Linked DNA regions of Homo sapiens: region 2 is linked to region 1. The links are chromatin loops, found by intact Hi-C in ENCODE. Cell type or tissue: heart right ventricle. All regions are shown on one strand. Region 1 overlaps AFF3 (ALF transcription elongation factor 3). Region 2 overlaps AFF3 (ALF transcription elongation factor 3).

Region 1 (8,000 bases):
CTGGAATCACATTTGGCTCCTGAAAACCCTCTTTCTAACCCAGTCTCTGTCTGAACAAACCAATTCCATTTCTCTCCTGTGTTTAAAGCAAATAAAGTGAGCTCTGAATGTCAGCAGCATGTGGTGTTTAATTTGCATCTCACCAAGGAATACAAGACTTAAGGATGATGAGCGAAAAAGATTTTTATGGAAACCAAATTACAGCATCTGAGACACAGGCTTGTGGCCATATCAGCTCAAGCTGTGATCTTGTTAGCTGTCATAAACCAAGCTGGGTTTGTTCCCTGGGTGAGGACACTCAGGGCAAATGTGTAAAATATTACTCAGGTGTTTCTGCAGGGAGTGCTGTTCATCCTTTTCAAAGGCTGCACCACAGAGCACAGCTGATAGACTGTGTCTGGTGACAGGGAACAGGGACCACAATTAAAATGAGTGAAAACACAGTAAGAACATGCATGTCTCGCCATCAGAAGCCCCTAAGGAGGGGCGTGCCCGGGATTGGGTAATTCTGAGGCTCAGGGGCCTTACCAAGGACTTGGGCTCTGTCTGTCTTTCCTTACTGACACCCTTGGCTTGTCTTTAGGTGGATTCGCCTCACTCCTCTGATGGCTGCTGCGATTCTCACACACAGATGACAGTGTCCAGAGAAAGGGATATTACTGCCCTGTGTCCCTTGCTAAGTAGATCACCCCTCACTGGCTTGAATGTCACCACACGCCCATGACTAAGCCAGTTCCACAGCAAGGGTAATAAGGCAACAAATGCTAGCTTAGGCCAATTAACAGTCACCCCTTAGGATGGAGGACGACCAACCTCCCCTGAAGACCCTGGCCACTCAGAGTAGAGTGACCCAAACGGGTTCTCTGTGAGGAAGTGATGGATGACTGCTGAGCAGGCAATCAATGGTGTCTCCCTCATGCAGAAGGCCTGCTCCAGTAATGGGATCCTGGGTATTCCAGACAAACCAGATTAGCTAGACATCTGCCCCAGACCAACAGGCTGGCTTGGTGGGTCATCCCAACTGAGACTCCGGGAGAGAGGCATTGGGCCTAGGAACCTGCACACCAGGGCTCTAGTCACAGCTGTGCTGATAACCCCACTGTGGGTCTCAGTGACCCACATGAAGAGATGGGCTTGGACTAGATGATTTCTGTGGTCCGTCACTTCTAATACCCTTCGATAAATGTATACTTAATTAAAAAGAAAAAAACAGGCCAGGTCTGGTGACTCACACCTGTATTCCCAGCACTTTGCGAGGCCAGGGTGGGAGGATCACTTGGGGCCAGGAGTTCGAGACCAGAATGGGCAACATAGTGAGACCCCTGTTTCTGCAAAACCAAAAAAATTTGCCAGGGGTGGTGGTGCACACCTGTAGTCCTAATTACTCGGAGGCTGAGGTGGCAGGATCACTTGAGCCAAAGGAGTTAGAGGTTTCACTGAGCTATGATTGTACTACTGCATTCCAGCCTGAGTGACACAGTGAGGACCTGTCTCCAAAAACAAACAAAAATCCCCAAAGACCCTCTGAAACTTTGGATATTTGTCCTGTCCAAATCACATAATCTGAGCTGCATTGTTGGAGGTGGGGCCTAGTGGGAGGTGTTTGGGTCACGGGGGAGGATTGCTCATGAATGGCTTGGTGCCCTCCCCCAGGTAATGAGTGAGTTCTCACTTTATTAGTTTATGCAAGAGCTGGCTGTTTATAGGAGCCTGGTACCTCCTCCTCTTCTCCCTCTTCTTGTCATGTGACACACCTGCTTCCCCTTCACCTTCCACCATGAGTGAAAGCTTTCTGAGGCCTCACCAGACACAGATGCTGGTGCCATGCTTCCAGTACTGCCTGCAGAACCATGAGCCAAATAAATCTCTTTTCTTTATAAATTACCTGGCCTCAGGTATTCCTTTACAGCAATGCAAATAGATTAACACACCGTTTTTTAAATTACTATCCCTAGAGATGCCTAACCCGAATTTCCAACTAGAAGCTGTGTTAATTTCTATTTTAATTCTTTCTGTTCCTCCCATTTAGGCTGATGAGCAATGGCGAGGCCAAGAAAAGACCAGAGAACCCTGGAGCCAGAGTCACAGACAATTCACTCCTGCTAATCTTCAGTTGACTATAACAAGCTGCCTGGGGTTTCCTCCCTAAATTCGCACACAGCATTGCTGTGTAACAGCTGAGCAAGTGACAGATTCCTGGCTTTGCTACCTCTAGGAGTCTAGATAATTCTCATCATAACTAAGTCTGCTATGCTGTGCTGTGGGTAGAGATTTCTTAACTTGCTGTATATAAAGTGGCTTCAAGGGATCTGCCTGCGACCTCGTCCACCCAGAGCATTTTGGATTTCAGGTTTAGGTGGGTGAGGATTTTTCTGCCATGAAGAATGGTCGGTGCTCCTTGCCTGTCACTGTTGCTCTGCAACCATATGTGCCTGGTACTGTTCTGAGTGTGGTGGGGACAGAAGGCACAAGGTTAATCATGTCCTTATAGTTGGAGGACCTAGAATAATGTTTAAGAGAAAACAGTGTATGTCAAGCGCTCAATGCGGCCATAAAATTCCTAGTCCTAATTCTTAGTTCTAAGACTTGAGAGGCCAGGGGGAAGAACGAGGAGTAGAGTTTCCAGGCAGGAATTCTTGGAGGAAGTGGGGCCTGAAACACTGAGCAGGATTTGCTAGGAAAAGAGAGAAGGGGGCAAGCTCCAGGCAAAGCGGGTGGAATAACAGGAGGCTGGGATTTGCAGGGCGAGTTGTGTGGGGGAAGCTGAAATAGACGCAGGCCACGGGGAGGAACCATTTATCCTTCCTTCAATTTTATAGCATCCAGCACCAGGCAGCCCTTCTATTTAGATATGTGGGTGATAAGGAAGAGAGCTGAAAAAACAGACTGGGATTGCCTGGTTTCCTATAGGGTGTGAAGCTGAAATTCTATGAGCAAATCTATGTAATTTAAATAAGACTACACCAACTAGGACGTGCTGAGAACAATACAGGACCAGGGGTCTCCAGCCCCACTTTGGTACAGTCACTGCTGGAGTGGAGGGAAAATGAGTCGAGGGTGGGTGCGTTCTCCTCCAACCATGGCAACTCATTCTGAATGCACTGCAGAGGCTGTGCCCCCAGAGGACCCTCAGGGAGGTGGTCCTGATCGAAGATGGCTCCCACGTGCAGACGCTGAGAATGAGCCCAACCCATGAGAGGCAAATTACCACGAACACATTTTATTCAAGGGAAGGAATGTCAAAGCCAGGCCTTTGTTTCTTTAAGGTTTGCTGAAAATAGAAAGGTTGTTTTATGGGCAGGCTGAGCAAAGAGAGAGAAGGCAGAGAGGGAGTGGTAAGAAAAAGAAGGGGGAATGAAATAAACTAGAATGTGGTCAATATAATTTTATTTGCTTTATTATTCCTGAGTATGGTGCCAATAAGTCTGAGTTCTGCGACTCCCAGCTCCACCATCACAGAGAATGTGAGCAATCTCGCTTCCAGAAATGAGCTGCCCACTAAAAGGAAAAGAATCACCACATCACAGAACAGGCCAATAAAACTCTCAGCTCAGCCCAGCCTGATTGGATGGAGTCCTCCCAGCAGGTTCTGAATGACCTGTGCATCAGTGCTGGAGGACAAGGCAGGCCTGCCGGGCTGCAGCCCATTCTTTCATTGAACTCAGACCATGGGGTCAGTGGATGCAGAGTCAGGCCCTGGCTGGGCATGGGCACAGGCAGGACGACTCAGACATGTACTGGAGACAGTCCTTGCCGACAGGGAGCTCCCGGTGGAAGCTCTGGTTCATGTCTTTGATCAGAATGACTCTGCTTCAAACAAAGGTAGCCTTGCTTTTTTCCACTGCAGAAAAGATGAGTGAGAGAGTTCCCAGGAGACTTTTGGTGGTCGAAGGGAGAGAGGACAGGAGGAAGGTATTTAGTCAGACTTCAGAGCACACCTGGCAGCACGTGCCTCCGTTAACTCCAAGGAGCAAAATGCATTTGGGACCTCCAATTTTTTTTGTTGACCTCTGGTTCTTTTTTTTTTTTTTTTTTTAACTTATAAGATAGGCCTTTCCTGATGCCAAATAAGGGCAATGATCAGCTTCCCCATTCCTGGAGCCAGGACCTGCCACATCATTTGCAGTGCAAAATGCAAATGAGAGCCCCTTGTTCAAAGAGCAAGATAAAAGTGCCATCCTAGGCGCTCAAAATACAAAGGTTCCTCCTTTCTTCTATGGTCTGTCAATTGGTCAAGGCATTTTAATTTGCTACTTAATGTCATGCTTGCTGGGCACTGGAATACTCATGCGGTGAGTGTAGGATCCCACGGGTATCTGGAGGCTCGCCCTGCAATTTAGCATGTGCAAGGAGCTCCCCACCTCTGCCAGCCCAGGATGGGCGTGTGATGCCCTGGCTGGGGTGAGTGAGGTTGAGCCAGGTATCTCTGTGTCTCATGGGCCCAACCGACACGGGAGAGAAGACAATCCCCATGGGGACTGCAACCTTTGAACTGGGACACATGAGGCCTCTGGGTTAGGGTCGGGGAGAGGCTCGTCCCCCTGCCCAGCCACCCACTGCATGTGCCCTTGTGCTGTCAGCTTGGGGCAAAACGCGGGTGCCATGTCTGGGCCTGTGAGCCCTGTCCTGACCTGGCATGCACCCATGCCCTCCTGGGGTGCTGGGTAGCAGCAGTTACTGTGTAGGGTGGAACAGGCAAGGCCAGGTGGGGCCAGGGCAGCAGGCTGGAGCTGGCAGCTGAGAGGGACCCATGGGAGCCAAGGCTCTGAGCCCAGGCAGATGCTCCATCATCCCATTGGACTTCACTTAAAAAACACGAATTCAAAGATAAAGTTATTAAGGATTTCAATATGCCAACCACAGAGCATTAAACTAAGTAAGAGGCCATCGGCGTACAGGGCCCTGGGAGGCTGCACAGTTCACTGCTCCTGCCTGGAGCCACCGGGTTGCTTCTACCTTTGTCTTCCTCTAAAAGAAAATGCCCAAGCCACAGCTACCTCCAAGGTTCTGGGGATTGTTGCCTTCTGAAGGCATCCAGTTCCTGCCAATCATCTACCCAGCTACCTATCTGCTTGAATTCCCCTAGGTGCTTGCTAGTAGAAAGGTGGAAGAAAATTTCCCAGACTATCTCCAGGTAACCAAGGAGGTGACAGTTTGGGAAGCTTACAGAAAGCTCCATGGAGACAGAATTTTAAATAAGCTGGAGTCCCATGTAATTAAAATAATTTTGAATTAAAACTACCACTTCAGTAATTGCTTTTATATTATAATATTTACTACCATTGCCATTGTGTAACTTACCTCATTAGCTACTGTTGGAGAAAAGTCAGTCAATGAATAATTAATAGGATGTGATAACCAAGGGAGTAATGGTGTTTAAAAACAGAGCTTGAAAGAAAGTGTCACCCACACGCAGCCCCATTAATAAGAGCCTCGCAGTCCAATGCCACTTGCAAGGAGGTGAGGCCCTGGCCCGTTGCCTCCTGTTATTAGAGGTCAATAGAAAAATCTCCTCAGCCTCATCACAGACGTGCACATAGGTCAGGAATTCTCCTTAATGGCAGCAAGAAAAAGCTTCCACTTTATCAAAGCAGACAGTCCTTGGCACAAGTAACTCAGCAAAAATACAAATTAGAAATAGCACCCAAAGGCCAGCCAGGTGCTGAGGCTGCCAGCCATGCTTCAGAGAAAGTGGCAGTCTCGTGTCTGCCCTCCGGAGACGAAGGCGGGAGGGCAGCAAGTGGGAGCTCCGCCAGATGCCTCCGACCTGCATACGGCTCCACCCTACCGATTTCCAAACAGGCCCAGTGCTTGCAGCAAGCACCACACACACTTGACACACACAAGATACAGTCTCTCGTGGAAAATCTGGAGGAACGGTTGTGCACAGCTCCTGCTGGAAGTGAGATGCTTATTCTACTGCTTGGAAAGAGAGGAGATTCATTTTCAAGGAAGCTTTCTTGAAGGGCGAGATAGAATTTTGACTTAAGTTGCATCCACTGTTTGTATATAGATGGTCTTTCAAGATCCTGACATTTTCTTATGCAATTTCCAAGAAAGATCAAATACTTTTAGAGAATACTTTTTTCTTAACGGTCTTTCAATCAAAATATCGTTTGCGTAGGGTTGCCAGGCAAAATACAGGGCACCCCGTGAAATTTGAATTTCAGATAAACAATGAAAAATATGCAATATTAGGGACACATTTAGACTACAGAATTATTCATTGTTCCTGGATTTTTACTTGCTGAATCTGGCAACCTTAAGTTTGCAATCTTTCTTATCCATCCAACATAAAGATGTGTGGTGCTGAGCATGTCTGGTGCTGAGCACAGAGAGGGCCTTTCTTGGAGGGGTTGTGTATGGATTACTTAAGGAAGATAAATGACACCTGGAAACAGCATCAACATTAAACCATGTGCAGGAGATTTCCTGCTTGAAATTTTGCAAAGTGTCTTCTGGGTTGTATGACAGGATACTAGACGAAATGACAAGCGAGAGGATTAATTATAATTAATCACAGAAGGAAAGTTTGAGGGCCTGGGAATTCATATTTCAGGTTGCCAAAGCTATTTAAAAAGCAATGTAATACAACAGTTGTAATGGAAGAACAGTCAGAAGATAAAAGTAAAGCACTGATAAAATATCATATGAGTCTATTTCAAAGTTGCAAAATTCAAGGTTAAAATATTTCTCTTTAGAGCTTTTGAATTAGTTGAAGGGGATGAAAGGCAAGCTTTATGTAACCACTTTTCCAGTGAAATAAAACCTGTTTACATCTTGGTGACTGAAACACCTTCCAGCTAATTTAGAATTCTCAAGTGGCCACATGAAAAGATTAGAATTTCTATAAAAAGAAATGTCCCAGTTGCGTTCCAGTTCAGGTATAGAGAACGCAGTTACTGAAGGGTCTTCAGTTCATCTGAGCTAGCTGAGTGCCACCCATCGGAAGCTGCTGCGTTTGGACACTAGAACATTAGAAGATGTTATTTTATTCAACAGAACCAGCTTGGTAGAAATGTTGGAATTTAATAAAGACAAGCTCTCTTTGTGGTGTTTTACTGAAAGAACACAGTATCTGCAAACCTAGAGTCCATTTCCCAAGCTCACGTTTGTTGTTGCCAGTTTTATTTTTACACTACAGAAAAGGTAGAAAATTCCTTTGGAAAGTCTGCCTCCCTCCCTTCCTTCCTTCCTTCCCTCCTCTCTCTTTCCTTCCTTCCTTCCTCTTTCCTCCCTTCCTTCCTCCCTCCCTTCTTCCTCCCTTCCCTTCCCTCCCCTCCCTTTCTCTCTCCTCCCTCCCTCTCCTTCCCTTCCCCTTCCTTCCTTCCTCCCTCCCTCCCTCTCCTTCTCTTCCCCTTCCTTCCCTTCCCTTTCCCCTTCCTCTTCCTTCCTTCCTCCCTCCCTTCTCCCTTCTCCCTCCCCTCCCCTCCCCTCTCCTTTCCTTTCTTTCACCTTTAAGGTCAGGGGTACATGTGCAGGTTTGTTATACAGGTAAACTTATGTCACCGGGTTTGATGTGCAGATTATTTTGTCACCCAGGTGTTAAGCCTGTTATCCATTAGTTATTGTTTCTGACTATCTCCCTCCTCCCAGCCTCCATCAACTGACAGGCCCCAGTGTCTGTTGTTCTCCTCTATGTGTCCATGTGTTTTCATCGTTTAGCTTTCACTTGTAAGTGAGAACATACTGTAGTTAGTTTCCTTTCCTGTGTTCGTTTGCTAAGGATAATGGATTCCTGCTACATCCATGTTCCTGCAAGGAACATGATTTGTTCTTTTTTATGGCCGCATAGTAGCATAGTATTCCATGGTGTGTATGTACCATATTTTCTTTATCCAGTCCACCACTGCTGGGCATCTGGGTTGATTCCATGTCTCTGCTATTGTGAATAGTGCTGCAATGAATATATGCATACATGTGTCTTATAATATGATTTATATTCCTTTGGGTATATATCCAGTAATGGAATTGCTGGGTTGAACAGTTCTGTTTTTAGG
Region 2 (8,000 bases), 51 kb before region 1:
ACTTTTTAAAGGAAAAAAAAATACTACCGCCCACTGCCTCCACTGGCTCTAGTTACTATTCAAACCTTAGGACTAAATTGAAATATTCATTTGTCTAGGGCTTTTTCCCAGTCAGGCATTATTGGTTGAAGTCATACTTTATTGGGCTATGAACATTTGATTATATAAACATTTCTCCATTGAACAGACCCGGCCATCCTTGTAATAGATTTTATAATTACCCCAGCTATATTGTCCCAGTGATGAAGCTGCAGTACACACATAATTTGGAAGAACGTATCTGGAAAGAAAAGGGTCTCACCATTGCATCTGCTTTATGCTTCATTCGTTTAGCTTCTTGCATAAAATAATCGGCACTGCGAGGCCTACAAGGAGAGAATGATATTAAACGTCATTATGGCTTAAGTGCAACGTCTTTTTAAAATATTCCTTCCTTTCACTCAAACTTAAGGCACAATTTAAAAACTCTGCTTAATGCGGAATTAAGTGTGTTTTTTGCCTTTCCAAACTACTGCCTGTATGTCAAATACCACAATACATTTTCTCTTAAGTTAGCAATTCGAAACACACTCAACATACGCCAGTAGTCTCTATTTACAGTGGATTTAACATGGCCCCCTAGGGCCTAATTTGTGAATATATTTTTTTATTGTATGGTTAAAAAAAAAGCGAGAAATCTTATTTTAGGTAATATTTACATAAAACAATCCCCTTTTAATGTAAAGATTGTAAATATACCTCATAATAATTGTATGGCTATATATGGGTGAGTATATTTATGTATCCTTATGAAAATAAGTGTCATTTATATGCATATCTAGTACCTAGAGTTTTATGTATATATTGAATTATCTTAAAGCCTCACAGTGAAAAATAAAAAGAGGTAATGTTGGATGATTACATTCCAGTTGTAATGAAGTTAATTGTAAAATGATGTCTACCTTGTAACAATGCAAACATGCCATGTATTCTCTAGAGTTCTGATTAGCTAGCTGGTAAACATTAACAGCAGACATGTGGATTATTAAAGCAATAACCCTGGCCAGCGGTGACTCTGCCGGGAGATGAAGGTAACTCATCCAGAGACTGATTTGAGTGTGTGTAATGAGGCCCAGTTACGCTAAGGTACTCATTAGACAGTATCTTTAAGTGTTTAGCCCGATAGATTAAAAAAATGACATTTTTAGGCACCGGCAGCATAAACTTTATATAATCAATAAACTTGACCTATTCATGAATATCAAATATAAGCCAGGACTCTCTGAACGGGAGATTCGACGGAAGTAGTGATATTAATCATGGACTGTTTAGCCAATGATTACATGCTTATTTTGAACTGCCTTATTTCAGATCCTAATGGGTCTTTTACCTTATTGTAATATTAGGTAGTCAGAACATTCATGTATCCAAAGAGGTCAAAACGCTTAGAAAAGCAATGTGTGACAATGACATTGCATTTTAATCAAACAAACCAGAATCACAGCATAGTTTTGGGGTCAAAATGTTTCCTCACCCCATCCCCATGCCCCCCTCTGAGGGCTGGAGCCGTCCATTCATTGTGGTGGGTCTTTCACTGAGGGTGAGGCCTGAGGTCTCCTTCCTAGGAAGGCCCTGCTCCTGCCACTCCGTTTTCTCTCTTGCATCTCCTGGGTGCCCATGCTTTCTCCATATGAATGGCTTTGTTGTTGCCTTGGTGAGTTTTCCTTCTTTGTCCACATATTGACACATATTGTAAGAATGTCCATATATTGTCTGGTCTTTGGTTCCAACTCTGGCAATTGATGTTATTTTTGTTGTTGTTTTTTGAGAAAGGTTCTCACTCTGTCGCCTAGGCTGGAGGGCAGTGGTACAATCACCCATACTGCAGCATCAACCACCTGGGGTTAAGCGACCCTCCCACCACAGCCTCCCAGGTAGCTGGGACTACAGGTGTGTGCCACTATGCCTGGCTAACTTTTTGTATTTTTAGTGGAGACGGGGTTTTGCCATGTTGCAAAGGCTGGTCTTGAACTCCTGAGGTCAAGTGATCCACCTGCCTCGGCCTCCCAAAGTGCTGGGATTACATGGCTTCCATCACATCACCATCCTGCTCACAGACCTAAAATCAATCTCCAGGGTCTACGAGATAAAATCTCAGTTCAGATCCCCAATAATCTTGCCCAACCCACTTAATCATATTGCTTACTCACGAAGGCCCTTGACCAAAGTCAGAGGTGGCTCCTCATTGTCTTGATAACATGGCATCCTGGTCCGAGGAGCTCTGCTCATCACTTCCCCCACCTGGAACACTCTCCTCTCTGTTCATTCACTGAGTGCCTTCTAGGAGCCGAATGTTGCCTGGCCCTCAATTTCCCCCGCCGTAAGGCGTTCCGAGTAACCTTGGTCCATGTTCCCCTCTGTCCTTCCTGAGCTCACACAGCACTTCTTGTTTACTACACTTGGTATTTCATTATCTTCTGAGCTGTACTGGGCATGTGTGCAACTTGATTGCTGGTACGTTTTTAGTAAGGACCATGCTGTAGACTTCTTTGATCTTTCCCACCCTGTAGTTTTTGGCACACGGTAGAAGGTAAGCAGGTCTCCCTTGAATGAATGGCACTGAATTCATTTTGAGCTTAGAAAAGAGTGGTGCCTTCCGATGGGGTGCAGCATCGCATCCAATGAGCCAGAGAGTGTCTCCATGGCAACCTGAAATTCTCCACATCATTATCTGTTCTATACTCTAGTATATAAGTTAGGTCATTTTTTTTTTCTTGCCCTGTTTTGTCACTAACAGTTCACTACTTCAAATGCATTTCATTAAAGGATTATCTTGGTAATAAGCTATGGTATCTTAGTTTCCACCAGCCTTCTAAGTTACCCTTATGGATGGCAGTGGCTCACAATTCCTAATATAAGCTCCTTAATCAATATTGTTTTCATCTGCAGCATAGGGGCATATTTTTAAATCCTGATATGGAGGCTGAGTCACAGACTCTCACCATAGCACATGTGGGTAAGTAACACACCTAATTTTCTGACCGTATCAGAGCAGCTATAATCAGAGCAGTAACCTGAGATGCTAATAGCATAGGTACCATCTGGAGGCCACTTAACGAACACATTTGTTAGAACTCTCATCTTTGCATAGAATGGAGGGCTCACTATAATGAGTCACTGAAGATTGCCTGATGATTGGCCCATTTTCTCCTTTCGAGTGATTTCTAGTGCTGTACTTCCAGAGCAGATCATTATAAAGCCAGCAGGACCAATGGGATGTCACCCAGTGTCCAGCCTTGCCACGAATCACAAAGGCATCCCTTCTGACAGCAATACACAAGTCAGTAGGAAAAGTAAAATTGCTTGTCACCATTGTGACAGTTATAGAATATAATACAGCAAAGGTACTAAAATGAGATCTTATCTGAGTGTTCAAATAGATTTTCCATCTAATCTTCTATTTTTTTTTTAACATGGAAAACCTAGAGTTTTCATTTTTCATTTGTGTAATAAAATTCTTCCCATTGTTTCCCACAGTGATGGTATTTTATGATGACACATGAGCAAACCTAATAAAAGTTTAATTAAACACCATAAATGGAACTAACTGTGAATCATGGGCTCTTCAGAAACGGGGCTTGAGTGATCTGAAAGCCAGAGCTTAGCTGCATGCATCTTCATTATGAGAGCTCTCTCCAACAAAAGCATTCTGAGCACTTGATCCAAATAGAATGTTTTCTTTTCTTCTCTTCCCCCTCCCACCACCCCCCCCCCCCCACCTAGAAACACACGGTCTTGGTTCTCAGCAGCATCAGGGTTTGAGCTACCCCCATATTTCTTCTGGCATGGGAATATTAAAGCAACCTTGCTTTTTGTTCTCCTTTGTGGCCGGGATAGAGTTGAATGGTCTCCCACGGAGAGCCTGGCAGACTCCTTTCTGTAATTCCTACCTCTGTGAAATGCCGCCCTCAGTAGAGCCAGCCTGTTTTGTGAAAACTGGCAGGGATGAGAGCTCAATGTGTTTGAACAACAAGTTCCTCGGCGCGGCAGAAATTGGATGATTTTCTTAGGGAAGTTGAAATCCAAATCAGACAAATAGGCAACTGCATACCAAATGAATTCATCATCTGCTATCCGATATGTCAGCTTGTCATCTGATAAGCCCCAGAGGTGTTAATATGTCCCAAGCTTTGAGGAGAATGCATAAGAAATTAAGTAATTATTTTTAATACACAGAGTCAGTGAAGACTATGGATGAGGGCACTTCAGAGTCAGCCACTCCAGGATGCTGGCACTGCCTTTATAGGCACTTCCCCACAGATCCAGGTAGATTGCATTTGGGTAGCAAGGATTCAAACACAGCTTTTATTTCCACAACTTTGATGTCGGCTGGGGCTCAGAGTCCCTGGAACCGGGCTTCTCCCAGGCACAAGCGGTCATTCACTGTTTCTTCAGGCCACAGGACTGCTTCCCTCTCAGCCGGCCACAGAAGGCAGGGTTTGCTCTGCAGGACGCTCAGGCTAAGTGGGGCGGGTGTTGAATCAAAAGTAACTTTCTGTTGAAATGGGAAATTATCAATCTGATGGTTGTTTTTCTCTGAGTGTGACATTTAAAATAATCTTACAAAACCCTAAAGATGATTGGACAGCTGAGATTTCAATCCAGGAGATCTGAATGTCCTTGTCTCCGCACCCTGTCCCCCGCACCCCTTTGCAAATCCTACTTCATTTCTTTCTCTCTCTCTCTCACTCACTCTTACTCTCTCACTCTGTTTTGGTTAGAACAAAAGAAGCTCCTGGCCTTGAGACAGGGATTTCATAATGGGAGAAATTCCATATGAAGACCAATAAAGGCTTAATGATTAATCAGGAAAACAAAAAGGTAGGGTCCCTGCTTTGAAAGGACTAGGAGAGGAGACCCTCAAGAGAACATGCCCACTGCAAGCCCCTGGTGGGGGAGCGCCTTCCCAGCTGCAATTTCGCCTACTCAAGGATCTTAATTGGTGTCCTTTGACTAAATCATGCTGCTAGGGATTCAACCTTTTACAATATGCGAGTATTCCCATCCTCTATAAAATTAAAATCCTTTAGCTCTGAGACTGCTGTGCAAGTACATTACAAATGTCAAGTCCCTCTTCCTTCCTCCCGGCCACATTTCACATGCCATGGCCTTCAGCGCCTGGCGTCTATAGTCAGTCTTTCCTCACTGTCGGGAGGTTCAGGTAGCCGGGCTCCTGTTACGGGCACCATGGGGACAGAAGGGACGTTTGGTGGTTTGGCTGAATGTGCTGATTGTGACTGACTTTTCCATGTGACATACAGGCAGCAGCCAGCACTTCCTCCAGGGAGCGGCAGGCAGCCCTGGCACCTGGGGTTCTCTGGCTTCCTAGCACAGCAGAACGGTGGGCAGGATGGAGGAGGTGGTTTTCCAGCCAAGCATCTCACCACCACTTAGCCCTGTTCAGGACTTCTGTACGGAGGCCTTCATGACACAGTTGTTCTCTCTCAATTTTCCCCAGCCAAGAATTCCCCTGTCACTAATTATGATACCAAGTAACTTACAGCTCATGGCTTTGCACTAATAAGATCAGTTTCTAGGCCTCAAGTTGAATCAAGTGTTGTCATTCATTGACACAAATTCTTACAGATCCGTTTTTTAAACAAAAGTTTGATAACCACACTAGTGTCACCTTAATACTGTGGCTGTCAAGTAGTGAATGTTGTGCGTTTGCTTAATGTCAGGGGAGGAGGTGAGGTCACACTGCCACCAATATGAGCCCACAACATACAAAGGACAGGCTGACCTGATTACATTTTTAAAAATAAATGTTATTCTTCTCAGTTCTGTCTGTATCCCAAAGGAACTAACTGGTGCCTGTTTACAGGCATTATAGGGATTACAGGCACATGCTAACACGCCCGGCTGATTTTTTGGTAAGTAACCTAGGAAAACGGGCTTGGAAACCCATTAATTTACATTCACCTGCATGTAGATTCCTTATAGTCATAGAAAAAAAAAATTGCAGGCACTCTTCCCTGGGAATGTAATTTATAATTCAGCTGGGTTCATTCAACACTTGTTATTGAGAGCCTACTGGCTTCAGCTGTTGTCTGAATCCCATGTTTATTCAACCATTAACAAGTATTTATAATACAAAGAGATGAGTTTACTTTTTTAAAAAAGCTGCATGATGCGGCTTTAAAAATTAAATGACAGTGTGGCATCTGTTACTTTTTGGATCACTGTAACTGGATTTCCATCAACTCGAAATCACTCCAGTGTTAATTATCTAGTCTTTTCTTCCACTGGTGGCCTCTCTTTGGTCATTTCACTGCTTGTTTTTACAAATGGCTGAAGTTCACTCTTCACCCTCGGTGAAGAGAAGTCAAGGGAGGTGACAGGGCTGAGGTCTTCCTCTGTCACTGAGGCTGCTGGTGGGGAAGCTGGCACAGAATGGAGGTGGGCAGGAAGGAGGCCGAGAATTAAATTTAGTAATCCTAGGAAACCTTCCTGGAGAGGTCATCATGTGCCTCTCTCTCCCCTGAAGAACTGAGAATTAATTAATCATTATACTTCAGCTCTTGTGCCTGTACTTGGCACTTAGTAAGTGCTCCATATGTACCAAAAGGAACCTGGGAGACGTTTTGCACAATTTTAGGTGACATTCTAGCCCAGTGATCTCTTGAAGGTTGCTTATTTTTACTGCTTAAAGGAAGAGACGATGCCTATTTTTGCTTTTTTTTCTTTAAGATGGAGTTTCACTCTTGTTGCCCAGATTGGAGTGCAATGGCATGATCTCGGCTCACTGCAACCTCCGCTTCCTGGGTTCAAGTGATTCTCCTGCCTCAGCCTCCTGAGTAGCTGGGATTACAGGTGCCTGGCTAATTTTTTTTTTTTTTTTTTGTATTTTTAGTAGAGATGGGGTTTCACTGTGTTGGCCAGGCTCGTCTCAAGCTCCTGACCTCAAGTGATCCACCCACCTCGGCTCCCCCAAGTGCTGGGATTACAGGCATGAGCCACCGCGCCTGGCCTATTTTTGCTTTTCAAGCTTGAAGAATCTTTCCACAACTTTCTTAGTTCGATGGTTGAGTGGCTGTTTGAGTTGCATGTTTATTTTACTGTTATGGATTTCAAATCAGTTGGGACATATGGCAATTGGAATGCGACATCTATCTCTCCATATGATGGATATGTAACAGTGTTTTTTTATTCTATTATATCTATATCCATAAAAGGAGAAACAGTTTCATTGTAGCTGTCAGCCAGGAAAATTATACACATTGCTAATGGGAAGAACAAATGATAACAGCCTCTTTGTTGACACCAATAGTGACAAGATTATATTAGTTTCAGCCATAGCAGATTAAGAAACATTTCCTCTTATAAAAAGTCCAAGGGCTGCCAGCCACGGTGGCTCACGCCTATAATCCTGCACTTTGGGAGGCTGGGGTGGGAGGGTTGTTTGAGGCCAGGAGTTCGAGACCAGCCTGGACAACATAGTGAGACATGATTTTTTTTTTTTTTGAGACACAGTCTCGCTGTTGCCCAGGCTGAAGAGTGGTAGCACGATCTCAGCTTACTGCAGCCTCCACCTCCCAGGTTCAAGCAATTCTCTGCCTCAGCCTCCGGAGTAGCTGAGATTACAGGTGCCTGCCACCACACCTGGCTAATTGTTGTATTTTTAGTAGAGACAAGATTTCACCATCTTGGCCAGGCTGGTCTTGAACTCCTGACCTAGTGATTCACCTGCCCCAGTCTCCCAAAGTGCTGGGATTACAGGTGTGAGCCACTGCGCCCAGCCGTGAGACGCTTTTTCTACAAAAAAAAAAAAAAAAATTTAACTGGGTGTGGTAGCATGCATCTGTAGACCCAGCTACTCAGGAGGCTGAGGCAAGAAGATAGCGTAAGCCCAGGAGTTTGAGGCTGCACTGAGCCATGCTCATACCACTGCACTCTAGCCTGCGTGACAGGGCAAGACCCTGTCTCAAAAAAAAAAAAAAAAAAAAAGTCCAAGTACCTGT

Evidence for each region. Hi-C counts contacts between places; a loop is a spot of excess contacts. Peaks named below come from ENCODE experiments on the same cell type or tissue, not always from the same donor. Only the 100,000 strongest peaks of a DNase experiment are listed, where the experiment ranks them.
Region 2: a loop joins it to region 1, with 6 times the contacts of the local background. A loop is called at or near these places in 2 of 110 quality-filtered maps.

The regions. Positions count from the first base shown.
Region 1 is chr2:99,619,135-99,627,134 of GRCh38, forward strand. The region is part of intron 13 of AFF3 (ALF transcription elongation factor 3); the gene reads right to left. Among named protein-coding and RNA genes, the nearest start is that of REV1, 130 kb to the left of the region's middle. In heart right ventricle, no CTCF peak of the experiment used is centred here; no DNase peak of the experiment used is centred here; H3K27ac peaks cover 5,238 bases.
Region 2 is chr2:99,568,551-99,576,550 of GRCh38, forward strand. AFF3 (ALF transcription elongation factor 3) reads right to left here. Exons shown (of 25, transcript NM_001386135.1): 19 at 302-365. Among named protein-coding and RNA genes, the nearest start is that of REV1, 83 kb to the left of the region's middle. RefSeq lists an enhancer at 3,662-4,163. In heart right ventricle, no CTCF peak of the experiment used is centred here; a DNase peak (open chromatin) is centred at 3,951; H3K27ac peaks cover 2,525 bases.